Linked DNA regions of Homo sapiens: region 1 is linked to region 2. The links are chromatin contacts, found by Hi-C or POLR2A ChIA-PET in ENCODE. All regions are on one chromosome and are shown on one strand. Each heading gives the region's core, a stretch centred on a gene start or an enhancer-like site at or near the end of the contact. The rest is flanking DNA. Distances are from core to core; before and after follow the strand shown. Region 1 holds the start of RBMS2 (RNA binding motif single stranded interacting protein 2). Region 2 holds the start of MMP19 (matrix metallopeptidase 19).

What was found. Hi-C counts contacts between places; a loop is a spot of excess contacts on that map. ChIA-PET counts read pairs that join two places held with the same protein, here RNA polymerase II (POLR2A).
Region 1: a map of ascending aorta shows a loop between it and region 2 (4-fold over the local background). The contact joins the promoter of RBMS2 here to the promoter of MMP19 in region 2. A Hi-C loop is called at or near these places in 1 of 168 maps with a recorded cell type or tissue (ascending aorta). POLR2A ChIA-PET finds 5 or more read pairs at or near these places in 2 of 52 experiments (A673 and endothelial cell of umbilical vein).

What each region holds. Positions count from the first base shown.
Region 1 is chr12:56,517,652-56,524,663 of GRCh38, reverse strand. It overlaps RBMS2 (RNA binding motif single stranded interacting protein 2), which reads right to left and starts at 2,844. Exons shown (of 14, transcript NM_002898.4): 1 at 2,575-2,844. The coding sequence starts at 2,640. RefSeq lists an enhancer at 1,666-2,409.
Region 2 is chr12:55,841,034-55,847,730 of GRCh38, reverse strand. MMP19 (matrix metallopeptidase 19) reads left to right here and starts at 4,795. Exons shown (of 9, transcript NM_002429.6): 1 at 4,795-4,987; 2 at 5,293-5,378; 3 at 6,495-6,625. The coding sequence starts at 4,901.

The sequences.
Region 1 (7,012 bases), core at 1,595-4,094, 680 kb before region 2:
CAGGGCAGATCACTTGAGGTCAGGAGTTTGAGACCAGCCTGGCCAACATGGTGAAACCCCGTCTCTACTAAGAACACAAAAAAATTGTCCGGGTGTGGTGGCACTCCTGTAGTTCCAGCTACTTGTGAGGCTGAGGCAGAATTGCTTGAACCTGGGAGGCGGAGGCTGCAGTGAGCTGAGATCACACCACTGCACTCCAGCCTGGGTGACAGAGCGAGACTCCATCTCAAAAAAAAAAAAAGTAAAAATAAAAATATGAAAACCCTCCACGTTCACAAACTTATATAGGCACAAAAGGAGTCATATGCATGGCCACAGAGTGATGCACAGATACAGCATCCTTACATCTGATCATAACATTGACTTATAAGAACCCAAAGAATTGACAAATACATTAGTAATTAGTAATTATGTATCTACCTATCCTCCCCAACCAATTCCAACAATTCCTGAATTGTCAAACCTTACTAAGAGATTTCAACCCAAACCCACAACCATACCTCTTGTCCCCTATACTATCCTAGATTTAGAAGCTAATTAACTTTTTCCTATACTCCAAGGTGGGAGAGGGAGCAGAGAGCAAAAAGAGATTTTTAGATAGCTTCAAATACGTGAAACCTCTAATAGGGAAGCAATTCATTTTGGGAATTCATTTTATTTTAATGAGTTCTGGGTAACCTGAGAGAACTAGGAGGGAAAAAAATCAGGAAAGAAATTTTCACATGGTACTCTACAAGGTTTGAAAAGAATAAAGACATGTGAAATATTTCCCTTTCAAATATATACGTATAATATATAATGTATTATCTATACATATATTTGATAAAGGGATGTCAGTATATGTACATATAAACATATATTGATAACCAACAAATGTGTATAAACTCATATTTCATTTCTTTTTGAGATGGAGTCTTGCTCTGTCACCCAGGCTGGAGTGCAGTGGCACAATCCTGGCTCATTGCAACCTCTGTCCCCCAGGTTCAAGTGATTCTCCTGCTTCAGCCTCCTGAGTAGCTGGGATTACAGGCGCGTGCCACCAAGCCCAGCTAATTTGGGGTTTCACCATGTTGACCAGGCTGGTCTCGAACTCCTGACCTCAAGTGATCCACCCACCTTGGCCTCCCAAGTGCTGGGATTACAGGCATAAGCCACCATGCCCAGCCTCATTTCTTTTTTAAAGTAAATTTTATTGTGTATATTTAAGGTATACAACATGTTACGGGATACATATAGATAGTAGAAAGGTTACTATAGTGAAGTAAATTAATCATCCCACATAATTGTCCCTTTTGTTTCTTTTTGTGGCAAGAGGAGCTAAAGTCTGCTCATTTAGCATGAATCCCATATACAGTACAACTTTATCATCTATAGTCCTCATGTTGTACATTGGATCTCAGGATTTGTTCATCCTACATATCTACTACTTTGTATCCTCTGACCTATAGCTCCCCATTTCCTCTCCCCTCTACCCATATTTCTTCAGGATATAAACAAAATGAGTACCACACAGACTAAGCCCATAAATCAACATTAAGTGTTTTGGGTCTAAACATTTACCCACTGCATTGATCAGACACTTGTGTTTAAATCCACCTCTAATGGTCTCATTAGGTACATGAGAAAGCAGCAGGAATCGTTCCTCACCCTCCAACATTCCATTAGATGAGCAAAAGATTCCCTAAATGTCTATGTCACATTTTTTCTTCAAAGAACAGCTACAACACAAAGAGAGGGTAAAGAGTCTTCTTCCTGCTACAGCATGAAATTCCTCCTAATCAGTATGCTGTGCGCCCTGAAATGCCAGAAACTGCCAAATATATTCCTTGTCAAATATGGACAAGATTGTCCATCTCTCCCCATGTGCCCAAGGACAGCACAATTCTCTGGCAGCCATGGGTTAATCATAAAGACTCCTAGGATCACTGCAAAGTCTGGCTATCTGCAGAGGTCCAAGTATCAGTTCAAATACAAGATCCAAAGTATCACAGCGCTCTGTGCCTTAATCCCAAGGTGCGATGTCTCTCAAGACTCCTTCTCTATAGGCTGGGTGGGGTAGGATCTGTAGTCTAGAAGAGTATACCCAGCTCTTGATAAACTGTTGTGGTTTCTCTGACTATCTATGATTTCAGCTATCTAATACTACTGGTGGTATGGGTAGGAGGGAAGGTTGGGGAGAGAATGGAAACAGTTAATCAAAAAATAAAATAATCTTGTGGGGTGGGGTGGACTGGGGGACAGGGTCTGAAATGACATATTATCCTTGTGGAGATTGATACATCAGCAGGAAGTCAAACTAACTTCATTTCATAAGGATACAAACTTGCAAGCTTGATTTGTTTTTAATTCCCCTGTCTTTTCAGGCCTCGCAGAGACTGAAAGTTCCCTGAACTCCAGAACCAGTTGAGGAAAGATGCAGAAAGCAGTAGTGGAAAAGGGAGAAGCGCGGTGAGGAATTAGGAATCTTGAGAGAGGAAGCCCCTTCCCCTCTTTAAAAAGAATGTAAAAACCAAGGGCATTGCAAGATCCCCAGAAAAAGAAGTAGCTAGATACCAAAAAAGCGCTTTTCCCTACCTTCTTGTTGTTTCTATTGTAGCCAAAAGTCGAAATCCCGGGCCTGGAAGTCACGGATAGCAGCATTTTCTCTTTAATGTTAGGGAACGAGCGAGAGAGAGAGAGAGAGAGAAAGGGAGGGGGTAAGAAAGACGGGGAGGGAGGGAGGAGGGGAGCGAGGGAAAGGGGGAGAGGGAGGGAGGAAAAAAGGGAGGGGGAGGAGAAAGGAGGAGAAAAGGAGCAGGAGGAGAGAGATGAAGGGGGGCTGCGGGCAGAGAATGAGCTCGGGCTGCTCCTTTACGTCACTGAGAGAAGTTAACAGAGTCTGAATGAGGCAGAGGCACTTCCACTGGGTCCTAATGCCCAAGATGTTTTTTTTTGTTTGTTTTTCATAGTCTCAGGAGTTAAAGCTAGAAAGAAGAGTTCTTAGGTCTAACCCCTTTCAAATTTATCCCCTTTCCTCTATGAACAAGTTCCGATTCTCATATAAAGACAATGAGGGCTTTATTTCCACCCTTAGATCTCAGCTATAAGATTTCAAGCTTGATTTTAAAGGGGCTCCTGAGACATTGCCTTGGAGAACACGCAAAAAAAAAAAAAAAAAAAAACAGAGTTAGAGTGTGTGAGATAAGCTCAGGGCTTCCCCTACTTTACACTTACAGTGATTTTTTTTTTTTTTTTTTGAGACAGAGTTTTAGTCTGTCACCCAGGCTGAAGTGCAGTGGTGCAATCCCGGATCCGGCTCACTGCAACCTCCACCTTCCGCAATTCTCCTGCCTCAGCCTCTCGAGTAGCTGGGATTACAGGTGACCACCACCACACCCAGCTGATTTTTGTATTTTTTAGTAGGGACGGGGTTTCGCCATCTTGGCCAGGCTGGTCTCGAACTCCTGACCTCAAGTGATCCACCCACTCAACCTCCCAAAGTGCTGGGATTACAGGCATGAGCCACCACCCCTGGCCCATTTATAGTGATCTTAATGTACAAAGGAACAAACAGAGGAACACACCAAAGAGCAGAGCTAAGCAAAACAGAGTATGGGGTATAACTAGTTTCAGATCCTTAGATGTGTTTCTCTTGGGTCATACCAATGGGCTGATGCCCCTCACTCCTATTTCAGATTCTCCGAGGAATGAGTTCATACTTAAGAAGGAATTATCAGACTGGACTATATCATGAAACTTGGTGCCTTGTTATTTCTCTAACAATTGCAGGCTATCTTATTTAACACTTTACCCTGCTATTTCCTCATCTTTAAGATCCATGAAACTGAAACAATTACAGTAACTCACCAAACCTGGAGTTTATGTCTAAATTGAAGTCTACAGTTGGGATGTCTGCTTTGAGTTGTCTTTGAGCTGTTTAAAAAAAAAAAATACTTAAGAAGCATATGCTTCAACAGAATAAAAACACAAAATTCTTAGGAAGGAATACAAATTTCAGAGTCAAGAACCTAATAGAGTTGCAACACTTACCTCTACTAGTTTCCAAAGAATGTCTTTGTAGGCGTAACCTTAACAAGAAAGGAAACCAAAAACTTAAGAATGATATCCAGTAACCCCTACCAATCCAAGTGCAATAGGGATGTTAAATGAAAGCCTTCAAATCCCTTCATAAGGCCACCTTGCTGCCATCCTAAGTAGTTTCTTGAGATATAAATTAACCCTGTCTGTTTTGTGACAACAAATATTAAGCCCAAACCCTCCCTCAAATGAAGTTCTGGTCTCTATTCTAGTTTCCGTGTCACTTTTTTGCTATGATAATGGAACAGACAGTATTAGTATTCTGCAGAGTAAATATACATACCCTACCCCCAATCTCTAACTTTCATTTCCAATAGGACAGGAAGTGCCTGCTCAGCTCAGGGGACACAGGAAGGGTGGGAGAGCCTCAGTGTGGGAATTGCAACTGAGACTGGAAACACAGCAGCCAAATGCAGTAAATAAATAAATGAAGGCATCACTCAGTGATATCTTTTTTTTTTTCTGAGACAGAGTCTTGCTCTGTTGCCCAGGCTAGAGTGCAGTGGTGCTATCTTGGCTCACCGCAACCTCTGCGTCCCGGGTTCAAGCGATTCTCCTGCCTCAGCCTCCCGAGTAGCTGAGACTATAGGCATGCGCCACCATGCCCGGCTAATTTTTTTGTATTTTTAGTAGTCTTGTTGGCCAGACTGGTCTCAAACTCCCGACCTCAGGTGATCTGCCCGCCTTGGCCTCCCAAAGTGCTGGGATTACAGGAGTGAGCCACCGCGCCCGGCCCATATATATATATATATATATTTTTTTAAGTCCTTTTTCTGCTCTCAGAGACTCTCATTAACCAATTTATCCTTGCTGTTTAGGCCCTTGGATGATATCTTCTCCTTTACCCTAACAATGTGGTACAGAAACCTTTCTCTTGAAGGCCTGATTCATAAAGGCAATCAACCCAATTTAACTTTTTTTTTAAGTCTAATTTTTCTTTCTACTTTTTTTTTTTCCCCCTGAGACAGAGTCTCACTCTGTCGCCAGGCTGGAGTGCAGTGGTGCAATCTTGGCTCACTGAAACCTCTGCCTCCCGGGTTCAAACGATTCTCCCGCCTTAGCCTCCTGAGTAGCTGGTACTACAGGCATGTGCCACGACGCCCAGCTAATTTTTGTATTTTTAGTGGAGACGGGGTTTCACCATGTTGGCCAGTCTGGTCTCGAACTCCTGACCTCAGGCAATCCACCCGCCTTGGCCTCCCAAAGTGCTGGGATTACAGGTGTGAACCACGGCACCCGACCGAAAAATCTAAATTTTTATAATCTGGTAAATTAGGACCACAGAAGTAAAATGACCCGGATATGCAAACTGATGCCAAAGGTGTATTATGTTAAAGAGCACCAACAAAACTGGAAACTAAATCCTTCATTCTGGTGAGTATATGTATTATAAACATATATTTTTTTTTATGACAGGGTCTCACTCTGTCACCTAGGCTGGAGTGCAGTAGCACAATCACGGCTCACAACAGGCAGCTTTGACTTCCCCAGGTTCAGGTGATCCTCACACCCATCCCACCCCTCCCCACCCTGTAGCTGGGACTACAGGCATGCACCACCACACCTGGCTAACTTTTGTAATTTTTTTTTTTTTGGTAGAGACGGGGTTTCATCATGTTGCCCAGGCTGGTCTTGAATTCCTCAGCTCAAGCAATTTGCCCACCTCAGTCTCCAAAACTGCTGGCATTACAGGTGAGTATATTTGTAAAGGAGTTATGGAATTCTGTGGAAATGATGGGGAAGGTAATGGTGTTCTGTGGTTAGATTCAGGAAGTATACGGGAGGAGGAAGAATCCTACTTCCTCCAGTGTATTTACTTTGACGCCCTTCTGCTTTGCCCATTACATTGCCCACATTTTTCCAGATTTAGTCAATGCCTCTCTAATTCTTGGTTCTCATGAACCCAGCACTCAGGAATTGTTTTGAAGGGAAAAAAGCAAAATGAGAGTTATCTGTAACTTCTTTGGGGAAGAGACATTTGTACCTGATTCAATATAGGCTTGTTTGTGATTTCTCCAGAAAAACAACTCTTTTAAACAAGTGTCCAAGGTGAAGGAGTAGGGGCTAGGTCAACCCCAAAATGTAGCTGAAAAATGTCCCAGCACTTTGGGAGGCTGAGGTGGGCAGATTGCTTCAGTCCAGGAGTTCAAGACCAATGTGGGCAACATGGCAAAACCCCATTTCTGCTAAAAATACAAAAAACTAGCCAGGCATGGTAGTGCATATCTGTAGTCCCAACTCCTCAGGAGGCTGAGTTGGGAGAGCCATCTGAGCCTGGGAGGTCGAGGCTGCAGTGAGCTGAGATGGCGCCACTGTACTCCAGCCCAGGCAACCAAAGTGAGATCCTGTCTCAAAATAAAAGAAAAAGAAAAATAAAGAAAAATGTTTGCATGCCTCTATTGGCCCCTCCATATCAGAGTGGAGAATTCAGAAGAATGTATTACCTGTAGATGTGCTGGACCCTAGCCAGACATTCCAATGGAGACAGGCTGGTGTGGTATATGTGGTTGAAAGCAATGAGACAGGTCAGTTTGCGTGTGAGGCTCTGATTGTGGCTAAGAGACCTGAACAAGGTATATTAGAGCCAAAGAAACATTTTTCCCTAGGTATAAATACTCCCTGTGGATTATCTTCTCATTCCACTGATTAACTTTTGTGTCCAAAAGGCTATGTAATGGAAATAGTCCAAAAAGTTGAGTTTATTGGCCAGGTGCGGTGGCTCATGCCTGTAATCCTGGCACTTTGGGAGGCCGAGGTGGGCGGATCACTTGAGGTGAGGAGTTCGAGACCAGCCTAGTCAACATAGTGAAACCCTGTCTCTACTAAAAATACAAAAATTAGCCAGGCGTGGTGGCACACGCCTGTAATCCCAGCTACTTGGGAGACTGAGGCAGGAGAATCGCTTGAACCTGGGAGGCAGAGGTTGCAGTGAGCT
Region 2 (6,697 bases), core at 3,546-6,045:
CCAGACTTGCCCTTCTACCTGCCCTCCAGGATTCCCCTTTCTTCTTTCCCCAGCTTCCCTGCCCACTGCCTCCACAGGGTAAGGGTGGCTGTCAGAGGGGGTGGGCGATAGCTTTGAGATTAGCTTCTGCTGGGCTTAGAAATCTCTACAAACTTTTGCCTTCCACCCATAACCCCATGGCCCCTGATCATTAGAAAATACTCTCAGAGGTCTACTCTACTCCCACTTGCTATAGTTTAAAATATTGTCATTAAAAATATTTCTGTAAAACTCTTTTGCCACAATTTGTGGACAGAGAGGGAAACCAACTTGCAGGAAGGGAGCAAGCAAGACAAAGAACCCATTTTTTTCTCTCAGATCAAGTTCTCTTTTTGGGGCAGGCAAGCCACATGTCCTAACCCTTCGCACACACGTCCACATCTCCCCCAGTGAGAGATGACAAATTTAGAGATGACAAAAAAGAGCTGGGTCAGCCCGGCTCAGGGGGTAGGAGCTGGTGGAGGGGGTGGTCATGATGCTGTGCTGGCAACAATTAGTCATCCAATCCTTGCACATGTGCCCAGCCTGCAGCTCCAGACTCTAGGGGCTTTTGTTTGGGTGCCTGTGGGAACTCTGGGAGACTGAAGAGTGCTGAGCAAAGATGGCAGCTTTAGAGCCTGCTCCAGGCTCTGCTGCATCCTAGCTATGTGACCTGAAGCAACTTATTAGAGACTCAGTTTCTCTTTCTGTAAAAAGATGATAATACTGGCCAGGTGCGGTGGCTCACGCCTGTAATCCCAGCACTTTGGGAGGCCAAGGGAGGTGGATCACTTGAGCTCAGGAGTTTGAGACCAGCCTGGCCAACACAGCAAAATCCCATCTCTACTAAAAGTACAAAAATTAGCTGGGTGTGGTGGCACGCGCCTGTAATCCCAGCTATTCGGGTGGCTGAGGCAGGAGAATTGCTTGAACCCGGGAGGCAGAGGTTGCAGTGAGCCGAGATTGCGCCACTGCACTCCAGCCTGGGCTACAGAGTGAGATTCAGTCTCAGAAAAGGAGTAAAAAAGATGATAATACTGGCTGAAGGGTTGTTGTTAAAATTTAAATGAAGTTATCTATTTGGCAGCTTTTACTTTTGATTTATTCTCTCTCTCCTGGCTCCTAAGTTGCTAGAATATAGTTCCACCCCCAGGCCTTCTGAGGCCGGAGTTAGTACCCACCCTCACCTTATGATAACTGCCATCTCTCTCCCTAACACACTAAATATATATATATATATATACACACACATATATATACACACACACACTTTTTTTTTCTGGTTAGGCACAGTGGCTCACACGTATAATCACAGCATTTTGGGAGGCCGAGGTGGGCCGATCACTTGAGCCCAAGACCAGCCTGAGCACCATAGGAAACCCGCCTCCCCCACCCCCCACACTCTCTACAAAAAATACAAAAATTAGCTGGGCTGGGTGGTGTGTGCCTGTAGCCCCAGTTATGCAGGAGGCTGAGGTGGGAGGATTGCTTGAGCCCAGAAGGCGAAGGTTGCAGCGAGCCAGGATTATTGTGCCACTGTTTTCCAGCCTGGGAGACCCAAAAAAAAATTTTTTTTTCTTTTTTTCCTTACATGAGGTTTCTAAGGGGAGGGAGTAATTTGCTATAACATTCATTTTACTTTACTCCTGTCCCTTGCATCCTCCTTGTCTGTCTCTTCCCCACCCCTCCCCTCACCTCTCCTCCATTATCCTCTCTGGCTCCCAAAGCTTTCTCCTCCCTCCCAGACAGTCTCTAGGGGCTGAGGCCAGGCAGGCGGAGCTGGGTGAGCTCAGTTCCACAGACAGTTTCAAAGAAATGCATCAAAATGTTACTAGTGGTTCTCTTTTGGGTAGAATTTACTAGTGGTTTTCATTTTCTTCCTTGTTTGTTTTGGTATTTTCTAATACCAAATATTATAATGAATGATGAATAACTTATTCAGGAAAAAAACACAAAACATTAATTTTAAAAATCGTAATTAATTTTCAATTGGCGCATGTTCTGTTCTCAAAAGGAGAAAGACTGGAAAGGGGGTAGAAAGAGAGGAGGAAGAGCCCCGCAGGGGACTAAGCAGGAACTTGTCCCCAAACTCCATCATTTCCTGGGTGCATCAGCCTTGGTGATGGGCCCTGTCACTCATCGCTCAGAGGCTTTCTGTCCTTCCTTGCCTGTCACTGGTCACTTGAGACTTAGTCACCCAATGGTTACCAGTTGGGTGGTGGATGGGCCAGACGGACCAGCATCATTGAGGGCAGCAATATGGATCAGGAGCATCCCCCACCTTGATCCTGGGCTGTGAGGTGTTCCCTTGTGGCCTCCCAGCCCTTCTGAGAACATAAAAGTTCAGTTACCTTTTCCCCCATTCCTATGTCTACTTCACTGTGCTTTTGAACAATATGAAAATGTTGTATGATGTGTAACTGATGGTGGAGCCTTCAGGGGTCCTAGTTACTTAAAGAACAAAGCTCTAAGTGTCAGTGTGGTGTACGGAAAGAGCATGAGTTATAGAGTCAGCAGAGGGATTTAAATAAGGTCAGGCCAGTTGGGAGTTCCATGTTCTTGGTCAAATTTCCCTTTCTGAGTATCTATTTCCTCCTACAAAAAGTGGCCGGAATAATTTTCCCCTCACCAGATGGCTGTGAGAACTATAGGAGGTAATATATAAAGCATGTAATACATAGTAGCTTTTTATTTATTTATTTATTTATTTTTTTTTTGTGGGGGGACAGAGTCTCGCTCTGTCGCCCAGGATGGAGTGCAGTGGTGCGATCTCAGCTCACTGCAACCTCTGTCTCCCGGATTCAAGCGATTCTCCTGCCTCAGCCTCCTGAGTAGCTGGGATTACAGGCGCGTGCCACCACGCCTGGCTAATTTTTGTATTTTTAGTAGAGACGGGGTTTCACCATGTTGGTCAGGCTGGTCTCAAACTCTTGACCTCAGGTGATCCACCCACCTCGGCCTCCGAAAGTGCTGGGATTACAAGTGTGAGTCACCATGCCCGGACTTTAATTCCTTTAATTTTTTATTTCCATAGGTTTTTGGGGAACAGGTGGTATTTGGTTACATAAATTCTTTAGTGTTTAGTGGTGATTTGTGAGATTTTGGTTCACCCATCACCCAATAATAGGTATTTTTATTTTAATTAATTAACTAATTAACTAATTTTGAGACAGAGTCTCATTCTGTCACCAGGCTGGAGTACAGTGGCGCGATCTCAGCTCACTGCAATCTCCGCCTCCCCAGTTCAAGCAATTCTCCTGCCTCAGTCTCCCGAGTAGCTGGGATTACAGGCGCATGCCATCACGCCTGGCTAATTTTTGTATTTTTAGTAGAGACAAGATTTTGCTATGTTGGCCAGGCTAGTCTCAAACTCCTGACCTCATGGTCCGCCCACCTCAGCCTCCGAAAGTGCTGGGATTACAGACGTGAGCCACTGCTCCCGTCCGGTATTTTTAAATGTAAGTTTTTCTTCTTTTCCTTGCATAGCATTTAAGGCCCTCTCCAAATTCTGTCTCCCAACCACTTTCCCACCCTGGTCATTCTTTGACAGTGATTTATTAAGCACAGCCTCGAAAGCATGGAGGTGGCCTGGGGTAGGCACTCGGGCTTCAGTGGTGAATGAAGCAGTCGTGACCCTTCTGACTTACTGAGTACAGCAGTCTCTCAGCTCTGCACTTTTACTCAAGACCTGCACTGTCTGTCTCTCAGTATCCTTTTACCCTATCAATTCTTTTTTTTTTTGAGATGGAGTTTTTGCTCTGTTGCCCAGGCTGGAGTGCAATGGTGTGATCTCAGCTCACTGCAACCTCTGCCTCCTGGGTTCACGTGATTCTCCTGCCTCAGCCTGCCGAGTAGCTGGGATTACAGGCGCCCGCCACCATACCTGGCTAATTTTTGTATTTTTAGTAGAAACAAGGTTTCACCATGTTGGTCAGGCTGGTTTCGAACTCTTGATCTCAAGTGATTCACCCACCTCAGCCTTTCAAAGTGCTAGGATTACAGGAGCGAGCCACCATGCCTGGCCTTACCCCATCAATTCTTAGCTGGCCTTCAAAGCCCATCTCAAAGCCTGACTTCTCAGCAAACCTCCCCCCAGCCCCAAGCCCCTTAGGGTGAATCACCTCTGGCCTGGCACGCTGGCTCCCCTCTTCCCAGGTGTCTGGATCTGCCTCACTGGATCCGTAAGCTCCCTGAGGGTAGGCTCTGGGCCCTTTACTTATTTGTGCCCTTGTTAAGTCCCACCTACACCCACATATTCCAGGCTCATTAGATTCTTGAAATAATGACTTTTTATTAAAGCAGACATAAGTAGGTTGCAGGAGCATCTATATTCCCAACTTGGTCTTGGGTACAAAGAAACTGAGACTTCACGCTTGACTCCTTCACCTGAAACCCAAGCTACCTCAGCTGTTTCCTACCTCTCAGCTTATTCTAGGGAGACTCAAAGGTAGGGGCGGAGTGATTTGCTGGCCCAGGGTCCCTGAGGCACATTGATGTCTAATTCCAGGGGATGTCCATGATCCCTATCTCTAGTCTCTCCAGAGATTCTGGTTCTCGTCCTGCCTGGATGCTCACCCTAGGGCAGTATGAAGTTTTTCCATCTCCAGCAGAGGACTCTGAGGGAAGCGATTGGGAACTCTCTTTGGCTTCCGCTCTCTGGTAGGGCAAGGGTTAATGGTGAATTGCAACATATCTCTTGGCTGAGTCACCTCCCTCTGCCTCTCCCCCAAATTCCCCTCAGCTGTTATAAAGAGGACTAGAGGCTGGAGAGTAAAAAGAACTGGGGGTAAGAGCCCCTCTGCCTAGCACTGCTCCCCCAAGGCTCCCAGAAATCTCAGGTCAGAGGCACGGACAGCCTCTGGAGCTCTCGTCTGGTGGGACCATGAACTGCCAGCAGCTGTGGCTGGGCTTCCTACTCCCCATGACAGTCTCAGGCCGGGTCCTGGGGCTTGCAGAGGTGGCGCCTGTGGTAAGTCCCCCAAGAAAGAGACCTGGGCCAGCGGAGGGACAGGGGTTACTGCTCCACAGCCCCATCGAAGCCTCCCTCCTGACCTTCAGCCTGCCTGCCTTTCCCTTGCTCTCTCTGCCCCATGGTCTACCCTGCCCATCTCCCGCTGCTTCCCCTTGTTCCACCTGAGCCCCTTCTCTAAGGTGCTTCTCCATTAGTGCTTCCATATCAGGTCCCTCCTCTCCTGATGGATCTGTTAGGTCACTTAGAAGCTTTACTCTGAGACTAACCCCCTTTTAACCTGCTTACCTCCACTCCCATCATAGGACTACCTGTCACAATATGGGTACCTACAGAAGCCTCTAGAAGGATCTAATAACTTCAAGCCAGAAGATATCACCGAGGCTCTGAGGTGAGAAGCTATGAGGTGTATGCCTTTAGGGCTAAGGTCTCAAGGTCTTCTTCCTTCTCATCCCTTCCTCTCCCCAGGCCCACCTCCTCCTGACCCTAAACCATGCCAGGGATTTAGAGATGGGTGGCGATCATTATTATGGTGGTGGGGCATGGGGTGAGATGGGGATTCACAGATGAGGAATACAGGCATTGGATCTTCCTAGGCCATAAGCATTCCTTTGGAGTCTCTACCCACATCATATCTCAAATACTAATATTTAGTTATAGTCCACATAAAGTGTAATGATATGTAAAACTGAGTTGAGTTGTTGACATGCTATTACCTTTTGTGGGCCTTCAATTTGGTACTTATTTATTTCTATTTTATAGTTTTATATGTTGATGTAATGGATTATTTTTCTTTCTGCTCTCAGATATGTTCAGGTCCCTTGAAAAGCCCCTAGGCCCTATGACAGTCCATAGATGGATGAAATTGCTCCAGGGCAAGCTGGGCTGGGACGGGTATCCATTCAGGAAGGGAGAAGGCTGAAGGAGGACAGGCTGTCAGGTGGGAGCACTAGTGGAAAGCTCTCCAGAGCAGGGGAGCCAGACACCTCCACAGAGTAGGAGAAGGTTAGAAATTGCAGTAGAGGGGCTGGGCATGGTGGCTCACGCCTGTAATCCCAGCACTTTGGGAGATCCAGGCAGGGGGATTGCTTGAGCCCAGAAGTTTGACAGCAACCTGGGCAACATAATGAGACCCCATCTCTACCAAAAAAGAAAGAAAGGAAGAAAGAAAGAGAGAAGAAAAAGAAAGGAAGGAAGGAAGGAAGGAAGGAAGGAAGGAAGGAAGGAAGGAAGATTGCAGTAGAGGAGGAAGGCTACACCTGAGGGCAAACTTACTCAAATAAAAGACACTGAAAATGGGGAGATGAAGCTGGAGTATCTCCATTTCTGCAGAACAGAAGAGAAAGTCCCAGTTATGAGGACTGGAGGCTGGAGTAACCCTGTCAGCTTCAGGGATTCTGTGCTATTCTTGGCCATGAACTTGGGCAGCAGGAAGTCAAAGAGCAATCATCTCCCAGTCATTTCAGATTTTCCTGTCCTGGTAGACCCATCCCTCTCCCTCCTTCAGAGCTTTTCAGGAAGCATCTGAACTTCCAGTCTCAGGTCAGCTGGATGATGCCACAAGGGCCCGCATGAGGCAGCCTCGTTGTGGCCTAGAGGATCCCTTCAACCAGAAGACCCTTAAATACCTGTTGCTGGGTGAGAACAGAGCCTGGAAAAGAGAGGGAGAGGAGGGGGTGATGTGGTTCTGGCGTGTGGGTGGCATTAGGA